Linked DNA regions of Homo sapiens: all the other regions are linked to region 2. A link is a contact called in ENCODE Hi-C or POLR2A ChIA-PET data. All regions are on one chromosome and are shown on one strand. Each heading gives the region's core, a stretch centred on a gene start or an enhancer-like site at or near the end of the contact. The rest is flanking DNA. Distances are from core to core; before and after follow the strand shown. Region 1 holds the start of USP15 (ubiquitin specific peptidase 15). Region 2 holds the start of RAB3IP (RAB3A interacting protein). Region 3 holds the start of KICS2 (KICSTOR subunit 2). Region 4 holds the start of E2F7 (E2F transcription factor 7). Region 5 holds the start of MON2 (MON2 regulator of endosome-to-Golgi trafficking).

What was found. Hi-C counts contacts between places; a loop is a spot of excess contacts on that map. ChIA-PET counts read pairs that join two places held with the same protein, here RNA polymerase II (POLR2A). Pooled maps may share reads with other maps.
Region 1: a loop to region 2 is called in a map of B cell, with 21 times the contacts of the local background. The contact joins the promoter of USP15 here to the promoter of RAB3IP in region 2. A Hi-C loop is called at or near these places in 2 of 168 maps with a recorded cell type or tissue (B cell and naive thymus-derived CD4-positive, alpha-beta T cell) and 6 of 50 pooled maps.
Region 3: a loop to region 2 is called in a map of CD4-positive, alpha-beta T cell, with 6 times the contacts of the local background. The contact joins the promoter of KICS2 here to the promoter of RAB3IP in region 2. A Hi-C loop is called at or near these places in 2 of 168 maps with a recorded cell type or tissue (CD4-positive, alpha-beta T cell and naive thymus-derived CD4-positive, alpha-beta T cell) and 9 of 50 pooled maps.
Region 4: a loop to region 2 is called in a pooled map, with 6 times the contacts of the local background. The contact joins the promoter of E2F7 here to the promoter of RAB3IP in region 2. A Hi-C loop is called at or near these places in 1 of 37 single-sample maps with no recorded cell type and 5 of 50 pooled maps. POLR2A ChIA-PET finds 5 or more read pairs at or near these places in 1 of 52 experiments (WTC11).
Region 5: a pooled map shows a loop between it and region 2 (9-fold over the local background). The contact joins the promoter of MON2 here to the promoter of RAB3IP in region 2. A Hi-C loop is called at or near these places in 3 of 50 pooled maps.

What each region holds. Positions count from the first base shown.
Region 1 is chr12:62,257,338-62,262,916 of GRCh38, forward strand. USP15 (ubiquitin specific peptidase 15) reads left to right here and starts at 3,067. Exons shown (of 22, transcript NM_001252078.2): 1 at 3,067-3,166. The coding sequence starts at 3,078. MIR6125 (microRNA 6125) reads left to right here and starts at 3,022; the gene lies at 3,022-3,117. It also overlaps a transcript of TAFA2 not described here. RefSeq lists enhancers at 2,323-2,392, 2,943-3,302, 3,523-3,572, 4,296-4,796, 4,797-5,297 and silencers at 2,653-2,712, 2,793-2,902.
Region 2 is chr12:69,735,800-69,741,224 of GRCh38, forward strand. RAB3IP (RAB3A interacting protein) reads left to right here and starts at 3,061. Exons shown (of 11, transcript NM_022456.5): 1 at 3,061-3,232. LOC101928002 (a long non-coding RNA gene) reads right to left here and starts at 2,751. Exons shown (of 4, transcript NR_110072.2): 1 at 2,479-2,751. RefSeq lists a silencer at 2,809-3,638.
Region 3 is chr12:64,219,777-64,225,083 of GRCh38, forward strand. KICS2 (KICSTOR subunit 2) reads right to left here and starts at 2,520. Exons shown (of 3, transcript NM_152440.5): 1 at 2,227-2,520. The coding sequence starts at 2,461. It overlaps LOC124902952 (a long non-coding RNA gene), which reads left to right and starts at 2,573. Exons shown (of 2, transcript XR_007063347.1): 1 at 2,573-2,767. RefSeq lists enhancers at 2,044-2,163, 2,234-2,293, 2,328-2,922, 2,404-2,493, 2,644-2,833 and 1 more.
Region 4 is chr12:77,062,713-77,068,510 of GRCh38, forward strand. It overlaps E2F7 (E2F transcription factor 7), which reads right to left and starts at 2,857. Exons shown (of 13, transcript NM_203394.3): 1 at 2,633-2,857; 2 at 1,831-1,923. The coding sequence starts at 1,923. RefSeq lists enhancers at 166-225, 256-405, 2,805-3,511, 3,247-3,476 and silencers at 2,697-2,746, 2,767-3,196.
Region 5 is chr12:62,464,330-62,469,505 of GRCh38, forward strand. MON2 (MON2 regulator of endosome-to-Golgi trafficking) reads left to right here and starts at 2,497. Exons shown (of 35, transcript NM_015026.3): 1 at 2,497-2,989. The coding sequence starts at 2,879. RefSeq lists a silencer at 2,199-2,518 and enhancers at 2,549-2,658, 2,654-3,153, 4,822-5,176.

The DNA.
Region 1 (5,579 bases), core at 1,817-4,316, 7.5 Mb before region 2:
AAATGCAGTGCTTTTTTTCTCTGGTTCACCCCAGGCTGAAAACTGGCTCTCTTTGACACTTTAGTTTTAAACCTAACTCTCTCCTGGAGTATTTACATTTGAAGTCCCATCTCTTAATTGTTGAGTAAAAGAACCTCTCTTAAAGGAATTGTTTAAATATCAGTAAGCAGAGAGGTTTGGAATTACTAGAGGGTAAAGGAATCCTTCCTAGAGAATCTCTAATTTCACAACCAACTGTGACTTTAAGAGGTCCAGCTTGTTCATATCTAGCCTAAGTACTCAGCATACTCAGCTCTCTAGGTTACGTTTTAAATTGACAAAAAAGGTACAGAGAGTCTGAGAAGGCAATAACAATCACCAAGCAAACTGGTACATTCATCAAAAGTTAACTAAGGAATGCATCAGTGAAGACATTCATTCTAAATAAGCAGATATAATCCCTGATTTATATTCAATTATTGGTGATTAAGGTGAAGTAGCTTTTCTCATCAATTTATCTACTTAATTATTCAGTAGGGATGTGGACTTTAACCAATTTATGAACAATATCTTATTTCTCTTCATAATTGAGAGAAGCACCAGTAAAATAAGCAGAATTTCCATAAACTGATCAACTGAGATCACTAAAACGTTGATTGCTGTAAACAAAATAATAAAGGTCAATAGAAAAATTGAAGTTTACCCAAACTTTCCAGATTCTGCAGCCAGACTGCCTGGTTTCAATTTAGGTTCTGCCACTTACTTGCCTCAATTCCTTATCTATAGACTTGAAATAATAATAGTACCAAAATCATGTGATTGCTGTGAGAATTAAGTTAGTATTTTAAAGTGTTTAGAACCATGCTAGGCACTCTGTAAGTGCTTGCTAAATAAAATACTATAATTTTATCTCTTTCCTGACTCTGATGGCAGTTACTTAGGTCTACAAAACGGCTCCATAAATCTGATGTATAATTCAAATTGGCATTGAATTTACACGTCTATATCCAGTTAACCTGCTGCCTTGAGCATGGTGCAAGTGAAGAAAATATTATTTTACTTCATTGTATGGTTGTAGCTGTCAACACTTCAAAAATGCATTTTCTCTTAAGGGAAAGTGGACATTAGGGTATAAATGATTTATTGCTACTTGGTTATGTTATGTTTATACAATGAAGGAGAGCACAGTTTTGCCTTCAAAGCCCCTAACACCTTTTTTCAATAGCTTTATTGAGGTATAATTCACATACTGTACAATTCACCCTGTCATCAATAAACAATACTAGTGTTTATTGAATGGCTATTACGTCCCAGGCAATAAACACAAATTGTTTCATTTAATCTTCATAAAAATCCCTTAAGGTAGGTATTATTATACTCAATTTTATGATTCAATTAAAGGGCAAGAACTTTGCAGCTAAAGGTTGAAGTGAGGTTTGAACTTACATCCATGTAGCTCCAATATATGTTTTCCATATTCTGCAGCTTCCCTTCAGAAAATTACTTTGTTCTCTTTCAGAGAGTGACTGGAAAAAGGGGGAAAATGTGACTTTTAGAGGGTAGCCGTGGTTAGAGAAACTCTTAATCTTTTAACCTGTCAGGAGAAAAGCCAGAAATAGCAGTCACTGAAAGTTGTTTTAAAACTCTCAATTCAAGGTTGGCATGATAATGCAAAATAGTATTATTACGCAGAAATAAGCAATCATAATCATAATACTGATATACACAAATCATAATGCCAATATACACTACTTTCACTTGGATTCAGCACTTCCTACTAGCATAACTACACCTACCTTTATCGCATTCTCACCAAATGAGTTAGGGTTTAAAATGGGCAAACGAGAAATGATGTGGGGATTCCGGCCCATCTTTTAGACTTTTCACATCAATATGGTATGTTAAAATCACACCCCTGGACATCATGCTCGGGAATACTTAAGTAATTTTGCCACAATTCATTTACTAAACAAATATTTAGGTAATTTTTACATGTCCATCAGTACTGTGCTAACCACCAGGTGTACAAAGGCTAAAACAAAAGATGAACCCAGTTCCAGCTCTTAAAGAGTTTACATTTTAGTTCAGGCTTTCAGAAGGAGAGGCAGTGAGTGTGCTATACTGTATAGCATGTGGGCTCTTGAACCAGCCTCTCCACTCACCTCTCCACCTGCTGTGTGACCTTGGCATTTGATTTTTAAGCGACTCGATTTTCTATTTTGTAACATAATCGTTGACTTCAAATTAAAGACATATCTAGTTTCATTTCAGGTGTACGGCACCATACGAAGATGGGGCTAAGAAAATGTTACTATCCTGTATAAACAAGAGGGTTTCTCGCACGTTTTCTTCCTTTAGTATCTGGCATTATTCAATACTGTCCATATTCTACTCCCTGTTCACCGATGAACTGGGACATGTTTTTCACTGCAGCTTAGTCGTCTGGGTGTGCCTGGGGAGGCGTCACAAAGAGCCTATAAAGGGTCCCCACCTACAACGGGAGTAAGAGCGCTGGAAGGAACCCAGGAAGGGCATGGAGACCAAGCGTTCGGTTTCGGAGTGTTTTTTGTGTGTGCCCATATTCACCGAGCTTGGGTTCTCCCACTCGTAACGAAAAGCCCAGTCACTGAGCTGCTACATTTTCTGCCATATCTTAGCCGTCCCCACGCCCCCACACCACCGCCCCACCCTACCTCACCCTCAAGCGTGAGTGAATGCGCAAATAAGGGTTTTCAAGGCGTCAGTGGGAAAGAGGGAGGGGAAGGCAACGCTGAGGACGGGAGGACAGGGCGGTGGCATCCCTCTAGCGAGAGAGAGCCAGAGCCCTCGGCGGCGAGGAAAGCTAAAACCCGGCAGTCCCGGGCCAGAGGAGGCCAAGGCAAGATGCTGGACGGGCGGGGACCGATGGGGGGCAGCAGACCATGGCCGCGCACCCAGTGCGCCCCCGGGGCCTCCTCTTGTCCCGAGGAGCACCCCCGCTCCCGGTGTCTTTTGGTTTCGACCGGCCGACTGGGAGGGGCCGTGGGACGCCATTCCCATAATGCTCTGGGGCGTGCCGCCGCCGTCGCTGCCACCTCCCCTACCGCTAGTGGAAGAAGATGGCGGAAGGCGGAGCGGCGGATCTGGACACCCAGCGGTCTGACATCGCGACGCTGCTCAAAACCTCGCTCCGGAAAGGGGACACCTGGTAAGAGAAAGGGGTTGAGATGCCCGCGGTTGCCCGAGGATAGTGGAGAAGTGGGCGGGAGCCGCGAGCTGGTTCTTTCGCTAGTGACAGGTGCGGGCAGGTCCGGCGGCGGCCGCCGGGGCAGCGGGATTTTGGCCGCTTCTGAAATGTTGGGGCAAAGGTTGGACTCTAGATGAGGGTCAGGGTTCTTGGCTTGCCAGGGCATGCTGAAAGGTATCCGGGGAGCGGCGGCGGCGGCGGTTCTGACTCGTGCGGTTCTCTTCGTCCTCCTTCCTTCCGTAGTGCCGCTCCCACCTCAGGCCTTCCCGAATGATAGGTTATAGTGGTTTGGTTTGAGTCTTATATACGCCGTTTTGACAGGTCCCGGTGCCGCGGCTTATCACGATCTCACCGGCTTTACTTCTCTGTTCATTTCCTTTCCTAGAATTGTCGGCGTCCAAGTTCCCTTTTATTCTGATTCTTGGTCTTCCGGGAGGCAGGCTGCAGGATGTTTGCGGTCTGTACTACACAGGTGGCATGTCAGGGCTCCACATAAGAGAAAGAAACCCTAGTTTCCAGTTCCTTGTCAAAGGAGGGAGAGGAGTAGGGAACCTTGGGCTTATGAGAGACCACGTGGTCTTGTGCTTTAGTGGTGGCTTGATAGAAGCCGGCAGCGTTTCTGTTAGACGTGCAGCCCTTCCCTTCTGTTTGAAAGATAATGTAGGCCTGCAAAAAGTAGATAAGTCCACTTGAGGCTTAACTAACTGCTAATATTCAAACTTGTAAAATACCAAAGGTTATACATTTAAAATACTGAAGGATGTATGTGGACATTTTCACACTTGTCGACCATATCAAGTGGCATCTACAATAACTTAAATATGTGAATATGTAACATAATTTAAAATTCCTTATTTTTTGGGAAGCATAATGTGCCTCTTCATTATAATAAAACATATTTTCACTTTCCACTGTTACCATAACAGTAGTATATAATTCATAGAGTGTTTCAGTATGGCATAGTGAAAGGAACAGTAAGATTTAGACCTGAGTTATGTCACAGTTTCACCACTCAACTTGCAGTATGGCTTTGAGGAGAGTTAATTTAAATCATTGCACCTCATTATCTTCATGCTGTAAAATGGACAGTAATTTTATTATAAGGATTTTATCTTGATTCGTTTTAATATCTTAAGAATTTCATATTTATGAGATATCAAATTTTAGTTATCCTCTTATCTCTGCTCTTTACTCCTGACAAAAGGCTGTGATATTGGGATCATTTTCAGTTAAGCTAATAGGTGGCAGACTTAGGACCTTAATTTAACCTTGATCTAAGTCTTAGTCTCTTTTTTCTTTTTTGGTAGGCTATATACTATGTTTGTATGATAGAAATCCCTAAGGATGTAAATACATACTTGTTTCATTATATCAAAAAAATAGAATCTTCAAGTGACTTAATAATAGTTATTGTTGGCCTGGCAGGGTGGTTCACGCCTGTAACCCAGCACTTTGGGAGGCCGAGGAGGGAGGATCACTTGAACTCAGGAGTTCCAGACCAGCCTGGGCACCATGGTGAAACCCCGTCTCTACAAAAATACAAAAAAATTAGCTGGGCATGGTGGCACGCCTGTGGTCCCAGCTACTCAGGAGGCTGAGGTGGGAGGATTGCCTGAGCCTAGGAAGCGGAGGTTGCAGTGAGCCGAGATCCGGCCACTGCACTCTAGCCTGGGCAACGTGAGACTCCATCTCAAAAAAAGAAAAAAAAAAGTTATTGTTTTTATTATAATGTTAGATGTTTATTACTGTGGGGAAATTGGACATTTCCTAGGACACCCATGTTTACCTTGGCTTGTGGTAATGACAAATAAGTCCCCGCTGGCTATTGTAAGTTAAAGAACATTTAAAAATTCTTAATTCACCCAACCTAGTACCACCTTATTTTAAAAAGTGAATTTCCTTAAAATAGAAATCTGTAAGTCTATAAGTTAAAATATAAGTGTTATTGTCTCTCATTAATGTCACGTTTTTGTATATAGAGTAATTGGTAGCATTGACACTACAGGATGATAGGAGCAATATGTGCATTGTGGGCGTTTAACTTTATGAAGTTTGGTATTTTCAAATAAGTATATTTTTGCTTTTTTACAAAATTAATGTAAATTGTTTTATATATGTGCGTGTGTGTGTGCGTGTATAGCTGTATAGGTACAGTGTCTCACTATATTGCCCATGCTGATCTTGAACTCCTGGCTTCAAGTGATCCACCTCAGCCTCCCAAAATGCTAGTATTACAAGTATGAACCATGACTAAATACAAGAGGCTCATAAATTTAAGTCATTTCAGTGCTTTTATTTTAAATAAAAGTAAACTGAGGGCCACATATTTAGATAAAAGCAGATTGTGCAAGTTTATCCTCACGTTAATTTTCTC
Region 2 (5,425 bases), core at 1,811-4,310:
AAAACAAAACAGAGGCAAACAAGTAATAAAAGTTATAACTAAGGGTAACAACCTTAGAATGGTTTGTTCAATTTACAATGTCTATATATTTGCACTCATCTGCTTTTTTTCTGGCCCAAGGTATAAATGAGAAAGTCTTAAGATAAAAAAAAAGCAATATTATTTTATACGTTATATTTGACACTAATTGTATAATTTACATTTTTAAAAAATAAAGAGAAAAAAATAAAGAGAAAAAGGCAACCTTGAGCACACTATAAAATCTTTCACTCTTTTTTTTTTTTTTTTGAGATGGAGTCTCACTCTTGTCACCCAGGCTGGAGTGCAATGGCGCGATCGGCTCACTGCAACCTCTGCCTCCCGAGTTCAAGTGATTCAAGGTTCAAGTGATTCTCCTGCCTCAGCCTCCCGAGTAGCTGGGATTACAGGTGCCAGCCACCATGCCCGACTAATTTTTTATGTTTTTGGTAGAAATGGGGTTTCACCATGTTGGCCAGACTAGTCTTGAACTCCTGACCTCAGGTGATCTGCCCACCTCAGCCTCCCAAAGTGCTGTGATTACAGGTGTGAGCCACCGCGTGCGGCCTTTTGTTTTGTTCTTTTGAGACAGGGTGTCACTCTGTCGCCCAGGCTGGAGTGCAGTGGCGTGATTTCGGCTCACTGCAGCCTCCGCCTCCCGGGTTCAAGTGATTCTCCCACCTCAGCCTTCCAAGTAGCTGGGACTACAGGTGTGTGCCACCATGCACAGCTGATTTTTTTTTTTTTTTTTGGTAGAGATGGGGATTCACCACGTTGGCCAGGCTGGTCTCGAACTCCTTACCTCAAGGATCTGCCCACCTTGGCTTCCCAAAGTGCTGGGATTACAGGCATGAGCCACCGTGCCCATCCAAATCTTTCACATTTTTAAATTTTGTGAAATAGCTGTCCTTTTTATATATGGGTAAGCTATCAAACTTAAGATGCTCACAGCCCTTTACATACTTTGTAGGCTGAGATTCTGAGTGTCTAATATTCTGTAATGTATCTTGGTCTCTGTGCTGCAAGAACACTGAAGTATTATTATAGGTAACAATCTATATCACTCTTCTCAAACAGCGCTAACAGGTTAAGTATTCAAGAGGAACATCTTTCAGTATATTTCAAAAAGCCTCATGGATGGTAGGTGATTTGTAAATGGACCAACGCAGGACTCAGGCATATATGGTTACTGCTTACTATTTCCTATAGATCATGATGTCTTAGGTCTTATGTAGAATATATCATAGGACTTGTCCTCTAAACATTCACATACCAAGACTGCACTCTGCATGCATGCCATTCACTCATTCTGCATTTACTGAGTCAGTCCTACTGCATGTCAGACCTTGTGCCTGTTCTCAAGAAGCTCGCAGTCCAGGAAAATGGAGAAATACAGATACAATTATAACTCTATGTGATAAGTGTTACAAAGAGATACGGTGTTATGGAAGCCCTGGTAGGGGCACTTAGCCCATACTGGAGTGGCTGGGATAGGGCTGAGTGGCCAACAATAGGGAAGGGTTCACAGTGGAATTGATGTCTAGGCTAAATAATGAATAACAAATAATTAGCAAGGCAAGGAAAAGGTAGGAGATCAAGACATAAAAATAAACAGCATATGGAAATACAGGGTTGTATGTGAGTACGGCAAGACTGGGGAGCCTAAGTGGTTTGCTGTATATTTAATTTATTCATTTCACGTAGCTACTATTGACATACTTGTCTCCCTATATATGTTTGAGTCCGTGGATGGTGGGGACTTTGTAATGGTTTCTCTGTCCCTATGTCTAACAGGAGGCACACAGATGGAGTGCAATAAAATGTCTGATGAATAAATGACCAGCTATGAGGTGTAAGGGAGAATAGGAATCCATTAATGAGAAAGGTCATTTCTAGTGGCAATGAATATCAGATAAGATAGATTTAAGAATTATTTAGAAATTAGGATGAATAAGACTTGGTGATATATTGGCGATGGGGTATAAAATAAGAAACACTGGCTTTCTAGGTTTCTGGATTACAGATGCATGATAATAGTTATAATGGTATAATAACAATAGCTAATATTTATTAGGCACTCTGTGTCATGAAGTACGCAAAGTGTTTACATGAATTAAGCCATTTAAACTCTTAATGACTCAGTGAGGCAGGTTCTGTATACTCATTCACTGATGAGAAAATTGGGGCTAGAGAGATTCATTTGCCTAAGGTCACTCAGCTAGCAGGTGGCAGGCTCAAGCCCAGTAATTCTGACTCCAACAACCATACATATAGTCTACTTTTCTTTACTGCCTCTAATAGATGAGATTAATACCCAGAATGATGGTCCTATTCAATAAGTGTATCACACAAATGCACGTTTCTCTTTTGCTAAACATAGAGACACATACTATGACTACCTCTATTATTATTATTTTTTTTTGATTTTTGGGATCTTGGCTCTTTCTGTATTTTTCCTACCTGGAAGACCTAAAGTGGGGTAGAAGTTTGATAAAACAGTTGGCACAAAAGATGAGAGAAGACAGGTACAGACATGACATTCTCGAACGCTCTGGCAGTTGCTGGAATGATGGGATCTGGGTTCTACAGGATTCCTCCCCTCCCATCTCCCGCCACACACACACACGTCGTAAGGTGTATATGGCCGCGGAGTCTCAGGTTGGTTCTAGGAGTCCTCAACCCACGGCAAAGGTGCCTCTTCTCCCTCCTGGAGAGCCCAACATGCTTGAAGTTAACCTGAGGCCGCCTCTCGGGCCCGGCGAAACAGAGCGCGGGCCCGACGAAACAGAGCGCGGGCCCGACGAAACAGAGCGCAGCTCCGGCTCGCGCTGGTTCCCAGGGAAACCGCCCGCGGAGGAACCTCGGGCCAGGGCCGTGACACCTGCGACGAGCCCCGCCTGGCGCCAGGGGGCGCGGAAGCGCGTCCGCCCCCAGGCCCCATGCCGGGCTCGCCCCGCCCCTGCCGGCCACACCCCCCTACCCCGCCCTCCCTCCGTGAGGACCGGCCGCTCCCGGCTCCCGGCCCCCGGCCCCGCTTCCGGCGCAGGCGCAGTCCCGCGTTCCCTCGGCGGCTGCCGGCGTAGTGAGCCCGCCGCCGTGGAGTGTAGCGGAAAGGGCTCGCCGTCCTCCTCCGTTTCTCGCTGCTTCGGGACGCGCTCTCTGCGGCTCTGTGAGCGCCCCTGAGCGCCGGCAGCGGCCGCGGTGGGTTCTTCAGGTGAGTGCGGCCGCGGGAGGGAGAGGCCCGGAGCGTAGAGCACCGCCCCCCTCGGCGCCCGCGCGCCCGCCTCTGGCGAGTCGGCCAGGAGGGGCGGCCGCGGCAGGTGCAGGTGCTGGCGCCGTGCAGGGCGCGGCACGCGGGGGTTCGGGGGGATGCCCAGGCCCGGTGAGCTCGCTCTCCGCCTGGGCACTTGGGCTCCGGGCCCTTGGGGGCGGCGTGTGGGGGGGACTTTGGCGACCCGGGTCAGCCGGCCGCCCCCTGGGCTGCTGGTGGGCGTCGGGCGGCGGCTCCTCCCCCGGGCACGGGCGCGTTACACATTAACTGCGCGGTCCCGCGCGCCCGGGGCAGGGAGCCCGAGTCCAGCGGGTTACCTGGCGGCGGGCGGGCGCGGCCGGGAGCGGAGGGCCGCGGTCGCGAAGAGGATGAAGAGAGAGTTCCCGAACAAGTCGGAAGCAGCTCACAACACCGGACGCCGCGCGGCAGGGCTGTGGACCTGGGGTGGTTTCGTGTCCCAGTCTTAGGAAACTACGCGCGAGGCACCGTGCTGAGGCGTAGAGGTCACCCTCGGGAGGTTTCGGTGAAACCTGGTGGGAAATTCCGGGCAGGCGCCCGGAGTCGCGCCCAAGTAGGCAGCTCCGTGCCGCCAGACTTGTGTTCGGGGGAGTTGAGACGAACTGCACGGGTGGGATTGCATGGCTCTGCCCTCCCAGCGTTGACAACTCGCCCCGACCGCCCAGGAAGCGCGAGCTTACTGGCTCCAGAAGTGATGATGCTGGGTGGAAGTCGCAGCATGTGAAGAGTTGCCGGTTGTTATGGGATTAAAAAAGATGAAAGGGTAAGGTCTTGAAAGACACGAGCGCTGAGTTAGTTAGTACTGATTACTGAGAGGCAATTTAGTTTCATGGAAATGTTGCCTGTTCGGAGGCTACCTGTTATACACTCTCCTGTTTCACCCCAACTCCTTCCGTTCAGTGTCGGGTTAAAAGCCTTGTAATCTCTTGCAGTGGAATGATTGCATAATTGGAGGAGGGGCCCATAAGAGGATTACAACAAAACTGTTCCATTGTAAATCAGTTGAAAGACCCAGTTCTTGTTCATTATCCTTTTTCTCATTTTGTTGTTCATGAAGGTTTTTTTTTCTTCCAGTGCTGAATGACAAATCAAGGAGAAAAGAGGCAGAATAGGGTTGTAGACCAATCGTAGTAAATATTTGATACTGTTAAATATTTCACCAGTTTTATGGGGCCTTGTTCTGTTATCATTTGTTATTTATTTACTAGTACTGTGCATTTTGATAGGACTTTTCATGTTTGGACAGACAGTGTATTCCAGATGCGGCTTATGTGATCTAATCCTAAAGCCCTTGTGGAATTTATAGAAATAAACAGTTATACAATTAAGTAGTCCATTTTTTAACTATTAAATGAAAAGCCATTGCATTTTTTTCCATTACAGTAATGTTACATATTAATGTATACCTTTGTGAACCAAAGTGTTTGATACAACTCTTCCTTCTGTGTTTGGTAAACAACTCATCTGTGGTACTGAATACTTGTAATCTTTCACCAGGATGGCCATTTAATGTTTAGCTGCTTTGTGGGATTTCTGAATAGATCCTATTGTACTTTTTGAATTAGTGCAGTTATCCATATGTTTCCTTTAATATTCTTTACCTTTGATTTTGTCTAAACTCTCATCCTCCCCCAACACACACATCCTCTACAAATAATTTTTAAAATGGAAAGGTTCTTAGAAATGTTTCACCCCCTCATTTTTTAAATATGGCACGAAAAAATACTTTGTAGATTACAGTAGTTTTATATGCATTATAGTAGTTACTATACTTTTTTCCTCCTCAACAGGAGTCAGTGAACAAATTAGTGAGCTGGCTGAATGAAAAATTATTTAATGTTCAGCTCCATCACTTACTGTGCATAAAACCTTGAGTAAAACATTTAACCTGTTTGAGCTTATTTTCTCCATTTGTCAGTGGAAATACTATTAGGTTGAAATTGCTAATATTCTGCTGTTTTTTATGTTTCAACCTAATATGAACTTCATAATGGTAAGATGAGGATTTAATAACATACTCCATTAGAGATGTGGGGAAGGGGAGAAGGAACCAGTGTGAGCTTGATTGTGTGCAAGGCACTGTGTGTGCTTGTTTTCGATACCTTGACTCCTCAGTCC
Region 3 (5,307 bases), core at 1,270-3,769, 5.5 Mb before region 2:
TTATATCTCAGTAAGGCTAAAAAAACTTTTCAGAATTGTTTTAAATTTTTTAAACGCACGCATAAACTTTTTGTTTTGCTTTCTAAAGAAAACTATATAAATGTTCTAATGAGCAAAGTAGTTGGAGAACATGGGAATGTTTTAAATGGCAACACGAAAGTTTTCTCCTGAAGTTTTTAAGAAAATAGTAAACCGGGTAATTGTGTAGTCGTATTGTAAGCACACTGATATCATATACACTCCAGTACCCAAAAAAATGTGCAAAGATAAAATTTAAATTCTGGAACTTATGTTTACTGTACGTGTAAATAAGTTATGAAGCATTAAATATACCATTTTCAGAATATTTACTCAGAAATGAGGAGCCCACCTAGGAACGTAACAGTGCCTGGGCATGTTTCACAGCACCAAATGTTGTATAGGTCAGTTTCAAGGCATAGTCCTCATGCTCACCCATGCCAGCTGGGGTTCAAGCAGAACTAATCAATTTACACATTGAGGACCACTTTACAGAACCCAAGTCAGAGACAGTGAAGATCTTATACACACATTCTTACACACAGGGCAGCCAGTTCTGTTTACGTAAAAACCTGGCTCATTCAACTTAAAACTAGAGTAGCAGATTTTTTTAAATGGAGTCAATAAATAGACTTTAGAAAATTCAACTGAACCCACTCAGGTTATACGCAAAATTATATGTACATATATATTTTTCTGGAGAGTAAGTACACAGCTTTCATCAAATTTCCATGGATAAGTTAATAAAAAAAAAAAGCAAAGAATCATGGCACTTGAATCAGTCACCATTCTTTGAGGTGGGGGAGTCTAAAAACAACTGAAACTGCCTAAATATTACCTACCTTCAGTATTACAGCTAGAATCCACCCCATTTTCACATATATAAAAAACATATATCTGTATATATTATACATAAATTATAATTTTCATACACATTTTTAATAAGTTATATGAATGCAAACTCAATCTGAGAGTACAAGGGCAGATATTTTGGTTTCGACTCTATCATCTACCCAACATAACTGCATATATAATTTGCTAATCTATAGAAAGGGGAATAATAACACCATAGCAGCAACTGCAAATTTGTGAGAAATGCCATTGTAAAAAGGGGAGGAAAAAAATAAGGTGAAACTATCTGACCAGTTTTTGCTAATAAATTAGCATACTAAATAAGTATGTATAAATCAACATACTTGCTACAGCAATTACGAACTCAGGAAGCCCTGTCTCTTGAGTGTTTACTGAAAGCTCAATAAGATGTACATGGTCACCTTCAGGCAATATAAGGAAAGTAGGGGGCTGGTTAGGGAACGGGGGGGGGTGGATCAAAATGAAATCTACACCAATTTTACATTTCTATTCTCTGTATTTTATATACGTGTCCTTCATTCACATCAGACCTCACGCTTCTGAAAATTGAAGAGTCTAAAACAGGTCAAAGTACTGACTCTGAAACCCCTAGGATTCAAATATATTTATTTGTCATAATTAAGCAGTAATATTATTTTGTATGCATATTCCATGCCTTTTACATCTATTATTTCCTTCTCATCTACTTATACTTATTGCTTCTACTAGTAAAAATCAGTTGAATCAGCTCTTGAATCTTATTTCAGAGGCAAGATGTACATGAAGTGCTAAGAGTGTTTACCATTTTCCCCTTAAGTCTCTTCTTGCTAGTGTTAGGCATATTTCTTGCCTTTCCTGCCCAATATTCATTTATTACTTTAGTCATTAAATATGTATTGGGGGACTATGAAGACGGGGTAGGACTCTAAATGTGACTCTCGGGCCTTAACCTTAAGAGGCCACACAACAGTGTTCAGTAATAGAACTAGGTTGTTTTGCAAAGTTTTGCTCTTCTGGCTGCAGCGTCACTAATTAAAACAATGAAGACATAGTTTGGTTAACTTCTCATTTATGGCATCAATCCATGCACGAGGCAAAAGGGCAAACCCTTCGGTTTGGGTCACAGCCCTGCAAAGAGCATCTACCCAGTTCGCCAATCTATCAGCAGCGCAGGCCGGTGGGCGGGGCTTGTGGAAGCCCAGGGAAGGAAAGGAACGGTGGGAGGAGATCTGGGAATGCCGAGTCGAGCCTGCGACTAGAAGTGACACAGAGACGGGAAACCCAAGCCACTGCCGACTGGGGAATATACCCCCTTTACTTCCTCCTCAAGGGGCTCGGGGGGCGGGGCGGAGGTACCTAGTTTCTGCCCCAGGTAGGTGAGGCTGTGATAGACCTTCTCGGCCGCGGCCAGGTGCGCCAAGGCCGCCAGCAGCGACAGCCAGCTGCCCCCCGCGCTCTTGTTGGCCTCTCGTTCCTTCTCCACATTGTCCTTAGCCTTGTCGTAAGAGAAGATACCCAGGTGAGAGAAGAACGTCTCCAGCACCGCCTGTTCCACCGGGACCGGGGCGGCCAGCGGGATAGACTCCCCCATGCGAGCTGCGCCCCAGCTCGACCCACGTGGCTCTCCTCGGCCTCGCACTTCCGGGTTCTGAGGGAACGGGCTTGCGCACAAGCGTGCGTGCGCGTGACCGCCTCCACCGGCGGACTCGTGAGCGCGCCGCTGCCGGGACCGCTCCTGGGCCTTAGAGAAGACGCGGATAAGGGCCAAGGAAAGAGGGAGGTAGCGGTTGCTGAGCTCCTTCGGCGCTTCGGCTCCTGTAGCTCTGACTATTCGGACCGTCAAGGTAGAATAGGAGGCGGCCAGTTCCCCGCTCTAAGAAGTTGCCTGCGCTCTGAGGTGAGCTGACAGGCCCCTCTCTGTGTGGTTCGTCAGCGCTGGTGACGTCATGCAAACGTGACGTCAGCCCTGGCCAGAACATCTGGCCTGGGCTCTCCAGGCACCTCGCTGGGCCGGCTGGGAGATGGGGAAGTGCCTGGAGTTGTGCCCACACTCACAGCAGGGACCCTAGTCAGCCCTGACACCTTCTACACCAACTCATGGAAGTGATTTGCTGAGATTAGAAGACTGACGGGTAAAGGTTGATCTCCTTCCCATTGCCTAGTTTTCATCACATCACACACCACCGGTTAACTCTCACCTGTATCCCGTTCTAGTTCTCCCGGGTCTGTGTTAGCCCTGCAACTAATAAGTAGAGCCCCTGGCCCAAACTGCATTAACCTTCCTTAAAAAGTTATCTTTTTTTTTTCTTTTTTTTTGAGACGGAGTCTCGCTCTGTCGCCCAGACTGGAGTGCAGTGGTGAGATCTCGGCCCACTGCAGCCTCCACCTCCCGAGTTCAAACGATTTTCCTGCCTCAACCTCCCTAGTAGCTGGGATTACAGGCCAGCGCCACCACACCTGGCTAATTTTCGTATTTTTAATAGAAACAGGGTTTCACCATGTTAGCCAGGCTGGTCTCAAACTCCTGGCTCAAGCAATCTTCCCACCTCAGCCTCCCAAAGTTTTGGGATTACAGGTGTGAGCCACCACCCCTGGCCAGAATGAAGAATACATTAATGTAAATTGTGCACGTTGTCATTTAGAATAATTACAAGTTCCTTTGGCATTTAAGAAACCCCATGAACCCGGCTCATACTTGTATGTCCACTACTTTGAAACACTACCCACTACTCAATAGTTTTTTCCTTTCTTCTTTGTGCATACTTATTTTATGCTTCTTAGTCACACTATTTAATCGCATATATTTACATATCTCTTTCCCCAAGTGGTGAGATCCCTAGGGTACAGTAGGGTTCACTTACAGTTATAATCTTTTCATATTGGACGGCGCAGCCATGTTTGTTGAACAAATGAGAGAATTGCCTATTTTCGTTTTTTCTCAAACTAGAGCTGTTCTGCCATCATCACTACCTTTTAAAGGAAATCCCACTAATCTAATTTTAATGAATAGGTATTGTGCACCTGTTCCCTATACTCAAGAATGTAATTGGATAAGATCAACCCTGTTAACAATGATACAAGGCAGTTTTTTTTTTTTTTGGTTGTTTTATTTTGTTTTGTTTTTGGACAGGGTCTCACTCTTTCCCCCAGGCTGGAGTTTTCCCCAGGCTGGAGTGCAGTGGCATGACCTCGGCTCACCGCAACCTCCGCTTTCCAGGCTTTAGTGATTCTCCTGCCTCAGCCTCTGGAGTAGCTGGGATTACAGGCCAGTGCCACCACACCTGGCTAATTTTCGTATTTTTAACAGAATTGGGGTTTACACCATGTTGGCCAGGCTGGTCTTAAAATCCTGACTTCAAATGGTCTGCCCGCCTCGGACTCCCAAAGTGCTGGGATTACAGGCATGAGCCACTGCGCCCAGCTTCAAGGAAGATTTTTTTTTTTTTTTTTTTTTTGAGACAGAGTTTTGGTCTTGTTGCCCAGGCTGGAGTGCAGTGGAGCCATCTCAGCTCACTGCAACCTCCACCTGCCGGATTCAAGTGATTTTCCTGCCTAAGGCCAGCCTCCAGAGTAGCTAGGATTACAGGCATGTGCCACCACGCCCTGCTAATTTTGTATTTTTAGCAGAGACGGGGTTTCTGCATGTTGGTCAGGCAGGTCTGGAACTCCCGACCTCAGGTGATCCTCCCGCCTCAGCCTCCCAAAGTACTGGGATTGCAGGCGTGAGCCACCGCGCCTGGCCAAGGCAGATTTTTAAACATGACAAAGGTGAAAGACAGAGAGTGAAGGGAGCAATCATACCATTTTGGAAGAATTAAGGAGGCTTCCTGGAGGAGAGTGTGATGATTCTTGATGAATAAATAGAGGTAATCAAAAAAAAGTGTGGTACTATCACCAAAACCAATAGACAATAAAAGAGATTATAAAACTCATAAACATACCCACATAATATAAGAATTCCTTAGGTAATGAAGGTGACATTATAAATTAGTGGGGAAGAAACATACTCAATTAGTAGTGAAGGAAATATGCTTAACCATGGGAAAATAGACTGTCACCTTGTTTCCTGAAGAAAAAAAAAGTGTAAAACACAAAACCAGAAACCAGAAAAAATACAAGTGACTAATTGATCTAAAGATAGAGAAGGACCTTCTAAATATAAAAGAATTGGAAGAACTTAAAAAGGATGAGATTGATTTGACTGTATAAAATACCTAATGTAGATGACGGGTTGATGGGTGCAGCAAACCACCATGGCACATGTATACCTATGTAACAAACCTGCCCCATGTATCCCGAAACTTAAAGTATAATAATTAAAAAAAAATGACATCCTGGGAAAAAGATATCTGTAATGTATGTCAGACAAAGGTTTAATGTACTTAACATATCAAGATCTCTTACTAACCAACAAGAATAAAAGGACATGAATATATA
Region 4 (5,798 bases), core at 1,607-4,106, 7.3 Mb after region 2:
AAGAGAAGTAAAGCACTGACTTAGACGTTATATAAATGTATGGATGTGTATTTTTTCAAGGCTGAACCATCCAAATTGGAAAGGAAAACAAAGTTTTGCTCTAAAACTCTCAAAGCCAAAACTCTGAATATATACTTTAAGTCTGGGCATTTCCACCCTCATGACTTAGATAATTAAAAAAAAAAAAAAAAGGCCACTTTAAATAATCTTCACTTTATCTGTGGTTTCACTTTCAGTGGCCAACTGCGGTCCAAAAATATCACATGGAAAATTCCAGAAATAAACAATTCATGAGTTTTAGATTGTGTGCAGTTCTGTGTAATGAAATCTCACGTCATCCTGCTCCGTCCTGCTTCGGATGTGACTCACCCCTTTGTCCAGCGTATTTGCACGGTAGATACTACCTGCTCGAGCAGCCACTGTGTTTTCAGGCTGGCTGTCACGGTATTGCAGTGCTCATGTTCGAGTAACTCTTATTTGACTTCATAATGGCTCCAAAGCACAAGAGTAGTGATGCTGGCAATTTGGATATGCCAAAGGGAAGCCATAAAGTGCTTCTTTTAAGTGAAAAGGTGAACGTTCTTGACTTAAGGAAAGAAAATCGTACGCCAAGGTTGCTAAGATCTACTGTAAGAATTAGTCTCCTATCTGTGAAATTGTAAAGAATGAAAGAGAAATTCATGCTAGTTTTGCTGTCATACCCCAAACTGCAAAAGTTATAGCCATGGTACATAAGTACTTAGTTAAGATGGAAAAGGCACTAAATTTGGGGGTGGAAAACATAAACAGAATAAACAGAAATGTGTTCCAACTAATGGCAATCTGGTTCACTATTATCCACAGTTTCAGGTACTCACTGCAGGTCTTGGAACACATTCCCTGTGGATAAGGGGAACTACTGTATTTCTTTACCTAATAAAAATAAATCAAAATGCCGGACAAAAAAAAAATCCCTAGATGGGGGAGCATACAATTTCGCATCTATCCTAAATTAGCAATTATCAAGTATTCTTCAAAGGCTCATATGAGCCTGGGTTGCTTTGCAACCAAGGAGTTTCACTGTTGATGCTAAGCCTAAAAATAAGACCAGGAGCTCGGAGAAGTTCAATGCCCAAGTTGCTACTCACAGATTTATATTCAAAGTTTCTAAAACTTGGTTTGTTATTTCTATTTGCCTGTGCCTAAAAATGCTCAGATAGTTTAGACATTGTTATGGCCAGTTTACTTTGTAATGTTCTTGAAAACAACATCTTGGTCTTACAAATCACAAGGGGTGCAAAATGTAAGGGAATGGCTCAGTGCAAAACTAGCAACAGTATGGTAAAATATTCAGAATATACTGATGAGTTCAGCCACTTTATCTCCCTATATAGTAGGCACAGGTCTACTCTTGGGTGAATGGAACAGTCTCTGGGAGCTAGTTCATTGGTATGAAGACATTTCACAGCACTTTAATAATCCAGCATTTATGCCTGCAAAGGTCTATTTTCCTGGGAACTGAGGCTTAGCATTCCTACAGAGCACTAGCTACACCACCCTTGACAACTGTATTATAAACTTTGATTGCTGTAGCCAGCATATTTTTGACTTATATAAATTGGTTACAACATTACATGTAACCTTGCCTATTTTTCCCACTATATCTGAGAGTAGAATTCCAACAATAATGGTTTGGATGGCTCTATTTTTAAAAAAGAATGTTTCTATAATGTTTATCAATATTAATTATTATGCTTAAATACAAATACAAATGGCATGTTGGAACACTTAATTGAATTCAACATCACCATCCTTAACATATTAGAAACTAAGGTGTTTATGTTTGCTTACCTTTTGTGCATTTTCCCCATCTTCAACTGCAAAATCTAGTCTGGGCTGCCTGGGGCTGATCAGGTCTTTTAGTGTTAAACAATTTACCTCCATCTGTAATGCACAATTACACTAGAAAATGATTTTGCAATTAGGTATTTTTTCCTCAAACAAAAATATCTACATATGTGTTACTTGTTTGTCAATATGAAATTCCCCCTTCTCTAAGCACATCCTGGGCATTTCCAGGAGTTGTAGCCACCCTCAACTTTCTAAAACTCACGCGAACAAACTCAAACACCTAAAGTGTGCTTAGTAATACTGAAAATCTGGGAAGAAAAAAATCTACAAAAATAGTAACTCCTTATGAAAAGCTAGATGGCAAAATAAAGTTACCAAGTCGGAAGGGTGTTGGGCAAATCTGTCAGAAAAGTACAGGGTCTCCCAGGTCAGTTAATTTTGGCGCAAAGAACTGAGAGGAATTCGGCTTTGAGGGGTTTTGAATCGGGGGAAGGAAACCCGATCGCTAGACCAAACCCACTCAGCGCTGAGCGCAGCCCCTTCCCAGGCCTCCAAGCAGATCCCCCAAATAAACTTCTCCAATGAAAGCTCCAAGTTGTGGGGAAGGGCAAATCCCCTCTACTGCCGGGCCGGAGTGAGAGCTGCACCCGGCACACCCTCTGCGCACCGGGTTCCCCGGCAGAAACACCTCGAGCCCTCGCCAGCCGGGGGACGTGAGGAGTGGCAGGCTGGCAGCCGGGGCGGGAGTGGGCCCTGTATCCCAATTCCCGCCTCCCCACTGGCGCTGGGGCCGCACGCTTACCCCTGCTTTCCTAAGGAGGCTTCCTGCCTCTGCAGGGACCTCCACGGACCCAAGCCGATGAGGGAAGGTGGTGCGGCGATCAGCAGCCGGGCGGCGGCATCGGGAAGGGAGAGCGAGGCGCGCAGATCCCCGCGCCGAGTGCCCTGGGCTGGCGGGGACCCCGCGGCGTCCGGGCAGCGCCAGCGCTCAGACCGGCCGAGCGCAACTCCAGCCTGGATCGTAGTCCCCGCTAAAACACCTCCTCTGGCGCCTTGAGACCGAATTTGAGAATCCACCAATCAGCGGCGGCCGGCGGGGCGGCCCCGGCCAATCGTGCGGCGGCACGGCCCGGGCTCACCGCCCCTCGGAGTCTTGGCGCTCCGAGCCGCGCGTTTTGCCCTCACCCGCCCAATTGTTGCCGCCTCGGCCCCCTCCCCCTTCCGGGTACCTGGAAACCTCGGGCCCGGGAGCCAATTCCTGCTGGGGACGCGGGCCCCGGCGGCCGCGGGAAGCCAAGGTGGGGGCGGCGCGGGGCGGCGCGGGGCGGCGGGAGAAGGAAGAGGAGGAGGAGGGCTCTTTTGTTATGCATAGAAGACCCGCGCACGTCCCCGCGGCTTGCCGCGCCCGGGGACCCCGGGCACAGCCAGAGGACAGGAAAGCAGATGGGGTTTGGAAGAACGATCTACACCCTCTGGATGCTGCTGCCGCCATCCCCGCCCGCCCTCAGCAACCTGTGCGGAAGCGGAGTTGTCCAGACTTGCCGGGGCAAACTTCTTAACATCGCACGCTGGTGTGACACATGAACCATGGTTACCGCTCTGCTGCGAGCAGATGGCACGCCAGTTAGCCCTGGAGACAAGACTGGAAGCCAAACCAGAAGTTTTTCTAACTTTTTTTTGTTTGTTTGTTTTGTGTGTGTGGCAAATCCGGAAATGTTTTTTGGTGTTCCCTTTTCGGCAAATTGCAAATAATTAGGAGGGAAAAAGCTTTATATAAAAAAGTAGTTCTTTGCAATAGGGACTAGCATTCTGGGAGACAGTCTAGAAAATTTCCTCAACACCACTGATCTGTATTAAATGTTTCACTTCTTTCATCCTACAGTTTCTTGTTTAAAATATGAATGTTGGTAGAGATGGACTTTTTACAAAACAGACTTTATTGTTTAGAAGTTTTCAATTTACAGAAAAATTGAGATAGTACCAAGAATTCCCATATATTCAGCACCCAATTTCACCCACTATTAACATTTTGTGTTAGTATAGAATATTTTTTGAAATTAATGATCTAATATTGGTACATTCTTCTGAGCTCAAGTCATTACTTTATTCAGATTTACTTAATTTTTTCCTAATGGCCCTTTTTTCTGTTCAGGATACCACATTACCTTTAGTTCCTATGTCTCTAGGCTCCTCTTGGCTATGACAGTTTCTCATACTTTCCTCATTTTTGATACCTGGACATTTTTGAGTAGTATTGGTCAAGTATTTTGTAAGATATCCCTCAACTGAAATGTGAGACAGCCTTCTTAAAGCATCAGACATTCTTAAATGTACAGACATGTCCCTACCCCCCATCTACTTTACAGCAAAGGTATCATTTTCCTTTCTATACCAAGACTCCATTCTTCACCACTTACCCTCCAAATATTTTTATTTTATTTTATTTTTGGAGACGGAGTCTTGCACTGTCACCCAGGCTAGAGTGTAGTGGCCCAATCTCGGCTCACTGAAACCTCCACCTCCTGGGTTCAAGCGATTCTCTGCCCCAGCCTCCCGAGTAGCTGGGACTACAGCCGTGCGCCACCACGCCCAGCTAATTTTTGTATTTTTAGTAGAGATGGGGTTTTGCTGTGTTGGCCAGGTTGGTCTCGAACTCCTAACCTCAGGTGATCTGCCTGCCTGCCTTGGCCTCCCAAAGTGCTGGGATTACAGGTGTGAGACACCGTGCCCGGCCTCAAATACATATATTTTAAATGAACTCTCAGCAGAATTCAGAATGCTCAATCAAGTCCTTCACTTCGTACTCTAGATTGCTGGTAAATACGGCCTAAAAAAAAAAAAATCACTGCTAGGTCATACATTGAAAAGAGAAAAGTATGCAAAACATTAAACAAAAGAAAATAGTAATAAAAATCTGACATTTTTTATAGGAATAACATTTTGAACTGAAATCTCTTTTGTAGGTAGAAACCTAATGAGAAGTTTAAACAATAAAAAATTGCAACTTATTAAATTTTGCACATATGTGGAAGCAGAAGTTTAGATAAGGAAATACTTTTCCCAACAGTATTCATTTTCTATGGCTGTTGTAACAAATTACAACTGGCTTATAAGGACAGAGATTTAGTCTCTCACAGTTCTGGAAAGTTAAGGTATTCCCAGGGCCACACTCCCTCTGGGGCTCTTGTCCTTTTCCTCTTCCAGTTTCTGGTGGCTGTTAACAGTCCTTGACACGTGGCAGCCTCACTCCAATTTCTACCTCCATAGTTACGTTGCTTTCTCTTTTGTCTGTTAAGTCTCTCCTGTGTGTCTCCTATGAGGACACCTGTCAATGAATTTAGGTCCCACCTGGATAGTCCAGGATGATCTCATCTTGAGATCTTCAATTTAATTGCATCTGGGAAGATCCTCTTTCCAGAGTAACATTCCTTCATGGGTTCTGGGGATTAGGACATGGATACACCTTTTTGGGGCCCACCATTCAGCCTTCTAGACCAACATTCAAATTATTAAAGTCCATTCATTTCTCTGATATTTCAAAATACTAATGATCGTTTCTTTGAGGTTAGACAGTTTCACGGTACAGGGCTTTTCCTAACATTTTTAGAGTAAAAGTACTTTTTCTATTTTGATACAAATGTAATTTCTATTCAAGTTACAAAAAAAACTCAGTTGGATACATCACTTCAGGCACTTATAATTTCATTGATTATAAGAGTTATCTTAGATTTGGAGGAAAACTGAAAAATAAATGTTTGATGGACAAATTCAGAGACATTATTCCAACACACTTATTTATATTGATGTTTTTAAGTCCCAGAATGCATACATAACCTGTTAATCTCTCGGTAATTCAGTTGACACTGATGTTGGCTGGGAACTAGGCTGGAGTATCAAGAAGAGTCTCGACATGTGACCTCTCCATATGGCCTGGTCTAGATATCCTGGTAGCTCAAGGTAGTTGGACT
Region 5 (5,176 bases), core at 1,247-3,746, 7.3 Mb before region 2:
TTTACCTTTGGTAACTTGCTTGGCTTTGGCATAAAGCCATGCATTGTTTCTGGGGCAGTATAATCTCTCTTGGCATATGTACATAAAAGGCTATTGTGTATTTTTTTAAAAGAAATTTACAGAATACTTGATATAAGTACTTGCTACACATTATTATTTTATTTTATTATTTTTTTTTTTGAGACAGAGTCTCACTCCCTCGCCCAGGCTGGAGTGCAGTGGTGTCATCCCCGTTCACTGCAACCTCTGTCTCCTGGGTTCAAGCAATTCTTCTGTCTCAGCCTCCCAAGTAGCTGGGACTACAGGTGCCTGTGACCACGCCTGGCTAATTTTTGTATTTTTAGTAGAGACGGGGTTCCGCCTTGTTGGTCAGGTTGGTCTCCAACGCCTGACCTCAGGTGAGCCACCCGCCTCGGCCTCCCAAATTGTTGGGATTATGGGTGTGAGCCACCGCACCCAGGTGCTACACCTTACTTTTAAAATTTGGCTTTTCAAATCATTAGAAGTATTGTTTTCAATCAATGAATTCCAATTGCATGTCCTCAACTCTGAACAGAGATGTAAAAGATTCTAACGATTTTGAGTTAATCATGCCAAAGTTACCAATAGTAAAAAATCCAAAAGAAAAGTTGGCTACATAGTGAAAGTCAGAGAATTTGATCCTATATCACTAGCCCAATTACTAAAGCATCATTTTTGGCCAGGTGTGGTGGCTCATGCCTGTAATCCCAGCACTTCGGGAGGTCGAGGTGGGTGGATCACTTGTACTCTGGAGTTCCAGATCAGCCTGGCCAACATGCTGAAACCCCATCTCTACTAAAAAGAACAACAAACAAACAAACAAAAAGGCCTGCGGTGTGGCTCACGCCTTTGTAATCCTAGCACTTTGGGAGGCCAAGGCAGGTGGATTGCCTGAGCTCAGTAGTTGGAGACCAGCCTGGGCAACACAGTGAAACCCCATCTCTACTAAAATACAAAAAATTAGCCGGGCGTGGCAGCCTACGCCTGTAGTCCCAGCTACTCGGGAGGCTGAGACAGGAGAATTGCTTGACCCTGGGAGGTGGAGGTTGCAGTGAGTGGAGATCGCGCCACTGCACTCCAGCCTGAGTGACAGAGTGAGACTCCGTCTCCACCCCCCACCCAAAAAAAGCGCCTCGTTTTTACAAGCTCCCTGAGACCTCAAGAATAATGTCTGCCATATATTCCATTTGAACTTTTTTGCTAAATTCACCAGTTTTCATACATAAAGCTTATACCATAGGAGGTGTCAAGTTTCCCAGAAGTTGTGTAATAGGCACAAATGATCAAAATTACTGCCCTAGGAGCTCTCTACTATTACCTCATCTGTCCCCTTTATCCATCCTTGCTTTGCTTCTTATCAGAAGGAAAAATAAAATAAAATTATTTAGCTTACAAAGTAGCTCTGTTACAGCCAAACAGCGCTATCCACTGACAATCTCATGGCTCACTGTCTTCCATCATGTCATAAGCTCAGCTGTCTGAAGGTGTTGGTTTCTTCATCTCTACTGTTTCTGGTTTTTCCTCCCTCATTTTCTGCTTTCTGACCAGCAGCTGCAAAATGTCTTGGGGAAAAAGTAGACCAACCTGGATCTTGGGGAAATACAGATGAAGATTTTTCTGTTTGGCTTTTGCCTCATATTTATTTGGCACTTCAGACCTGATGAAGGCTTTTATGTATCTGTGCCTTATTTGAGCCTCGAAACTCTGATTTTATAATAGAAGGGTATTCATTCAACAAGTATGTACTGATTACCTGCTATATGCCAGACACTGTTCTAGGTGCTGGAGATACACAGGAAACAAAATAAGATTTAAAAAGAGGAAGAACCGGCAGCCCAACTCGCGAAACTCTCCTTTTAGCTGGGAGCATCTGCCAGTAAAGGGGCCGGGACAGATCTCGTAGCGCCTGGTAGGTGATTGGAGGAATTTTGGCTTTTACTTTGAGTGAGATGGGAGGCCAGCGGAATGCGTGGAGCAGAGGGTAGTCTCATTTTAGAGATTAGGAAAATAAGAGGCTACCCCACAGTAAGTGCACCAGTTGCGTTTAAAGAAAAAAAATGTATATTAACAGGAGGTAGCCACTGATTTGGGGCCACTAGTCCAGAGATTCGAAATGAAGCGGGAGGAGACACGTTAAGATTAATCTACAGGGAAACAAATTATTTACACCGAAATACAATTTAACACAAACATACGCAAAGAGATATGCCAAGGAGTACTCGGGGGCTCTGTTCAGGCACTTGTTAATGAAAACGAAGCGAATCTTGACGCCTTAAACCCTGTCTAGCCTACTTGATTCCGGGGGTGGGGCTGTGGGAATCGCTGCCCACCCGGAATCCCGCCTGCCCCGAGCATGGCCAAGCCCCAGCCCCGCCCCGCCGACGGCCTGCCGCCGGGGTTGGCCGCGGCGGTGGCGGAGGCCACGGTACCCGGAAGTGCGGCTGACGTGTCCCGGCAGCGCTCGGAATTGTGGGCGACTCGGCTAATGGCGTCGGCGAGTCTTAGGGGCCTGGGGAGCTGGCGCTGAAGCTTCTTGCCAGGTTGGCTGGTGACACCCGGTGTGGCTGGGCCCCGCGGCAGCGGAGGGACCTGCCCGCCTTGTGGGTTTCTCGGCCAGAGTCGGCGGAGCCTAGCGGGACGGTGCGACTGCGGGGGGCGCCTCCGAGAAAAGCCAGAGGTGTTGCGGGGAAGCTGCTGGGGGACGCTCGAGCAGGCTCCGGGTTCGCAGCCCAGGGCCCAAGAAGCGGGCTGCTGAAGGACCAGAGACACCGGGAGGGAGCTGCCTGTGGCCCTAAGGAGCTGACCGTGCCAGAGCTTGTTTGTACCTCTCGGAAATTGGCTGGGACCTTGGAGGATCATGTCCGGCACCAGCAGCCCCGAGGCGGTGAAGAAGCTGCTGGAGAATATGCAGAGCGACTTGCGCGCCTTGTCACTGGAGTGCAAGAAGAAATTCCCACCTGTCAAAGAGGTAAGCTTCAGGTGACGTCAGGAGAAGGCACTGTGAGCATGCCTGGTCCTGTTAGACTCAGTGCTTCACCCCAGTTTCCAGTCCTAATTTTCATTCAGGCCTCACCTTTCCAGATTTGTGAGTCGGTGGGTTGTTCCACAAGGGCTTTTTATAGTTTCCACTGGAGAGGGCTGAGGCACTTTGATTTTCTCCCCTCTCCTGTCCTCCCAGTTTAGGAGTGAAGTTCATGAAGTGAGCCTATTCAGTTAATCCAGCTAGGTGTACTGTGCACTAGCCTATTCTGGCCTTTTTCTTACTTGAAACTGGCCAAACCAAAATTGAAAAACTTGTTTGTTGCTCCCCGAAACGAGTATCCACCCATCTTGTTGAAACCTGTACTCCTCACGTTTATGGCATATCACTGAATTGGAAACAATTTTCCTTCTGGTATATATCATTCAGCTTAACTCTGTATCAATCCTTTGACGTGTTAATAAACTATCCAGAGCCACCTAATTTATGAAGAATATTGAAGATCCACATAATCATGTTAAACCTTGTTATGAGCAGTACTGTAGTGGGAAGTTGGGCTTGCAGTCAGAGCGAATACACCTGAATTTAGTTCCAGCAATAAATCTTAACCTCTTTGAGCTTCGGGTTTTTTTTTCCAGCTGTAAAATAGGGTTAAAGGATGGTTTTATATTATGTATGGGAAAGATGTCAGAGCAGAAGGGTATTATTAAAGAGATCCCAGTAAATAATACATGGAAATTTAATTCTCCAAATAGTTCTTGAGGTGAAATATTTAACATTTGGTTACTATTTGCTTTTTCTCTTAAAATGCCATTTTAATTCTCTAAAAAAAAAAAACAAACAAAAAAACCCACCAAAAACAGGCCCGGCTAATTTTGTATTTTTAGTAGAAACAGGGTTTCTCCATGTTGGTCAGGCGGGTCTCGAACTCCCGACTTCAGATGATCCCCCTGCCTCGGCCTCCCAAAGTGCTGGGATTACAGGCGTGAGCCACAGCGCCCGGCTGTTTTTATTTTTATTCCTATTTAATGTAGTTTGTTTTACCTGCAATTTCATTTACTCTTTGCCCTAAAAATTCACCGAGGGATTTCATATTTACATACTTATTTAAATATATCTTTATTATTATGAAGATTATGTAATTAGAACTTGACCAATAAATTTTGGATTTTAGGCTTGTAAGGAATATTGACTTTTCTGTAAGTGCATTGGTTTTATCAGTTTTCAACAAACTCCATCTTGTATTTCTTTAATAAAGTATTACCCAGTGATGGAAACCAGATGTGCCACTTTTGGAAAGATGGCTGTTACGATATGTTTTATTTCACATAGTCAATAGTCTGTTTTGATATTGATTTTCATTTTTTTTATATCCTCTGTTGAAAGTTATAACAAGTAAATCTAAAGAATTAGGCTGTTTTAGAGAATTTTAAAGAATTAAGTTGTTTTAATTATAAGAGAAATGCTCTCATTTAGAAAATATCAAACACTATTTTGTAATTTCAACAATAATTTGTAGAACTGACTTCGCAGTTCTAATAATTCATACAAAAACTGTGGTTCCTCTATAGGCTGTTGTGGTCTAGCTTGGGAATTTAATTGCCATTTATTACATTTTTTTGTTTTGTTTTTTGATTTTGGAAATGGGGTCTCTGTGGCCCAGGCTGGAGTGCAGTGGTGCGATCTGCAACCTCGAACTCCCTGGCTCAGGTGATTCTCCCACCTCAGCCCCCTGAGTTGCAGCGACTACAAGTGCATACCACCACGACAGGCTAATTTTTCGCCTTTTTTTTTTTTTTTTTTGTAGAGACGGGGTTTTGGCAGGCTGGTCTCCTGAACTGGGTTCAAGCGATCTGCCCACCTCTGGCTCCCAAAGTGCTGGGATTACAGGTGTGAACCACCATGCCCAGCCAGAAGCTGCTGGAGGATCCCTTGAGCCCAGGCGGTCAAGGCTGCAGTGAGTGGTGATTGTGCCACTGTACTCCAGCCTGGGAGACAGAAGGAGACCCTGTCTCAAAACAAACTAACAAAAAAGCTTATTGGTTTTTACTTGAACACTGGCTAGAGAGATATTTTGTAATTGCACCTAGTCTTTGAGATAATAGCAAAAGTAATTCTTGTGATTATCTCTGATGCATAATTTTGTATATGGTACGTGTTTATAAGAATTTGTTG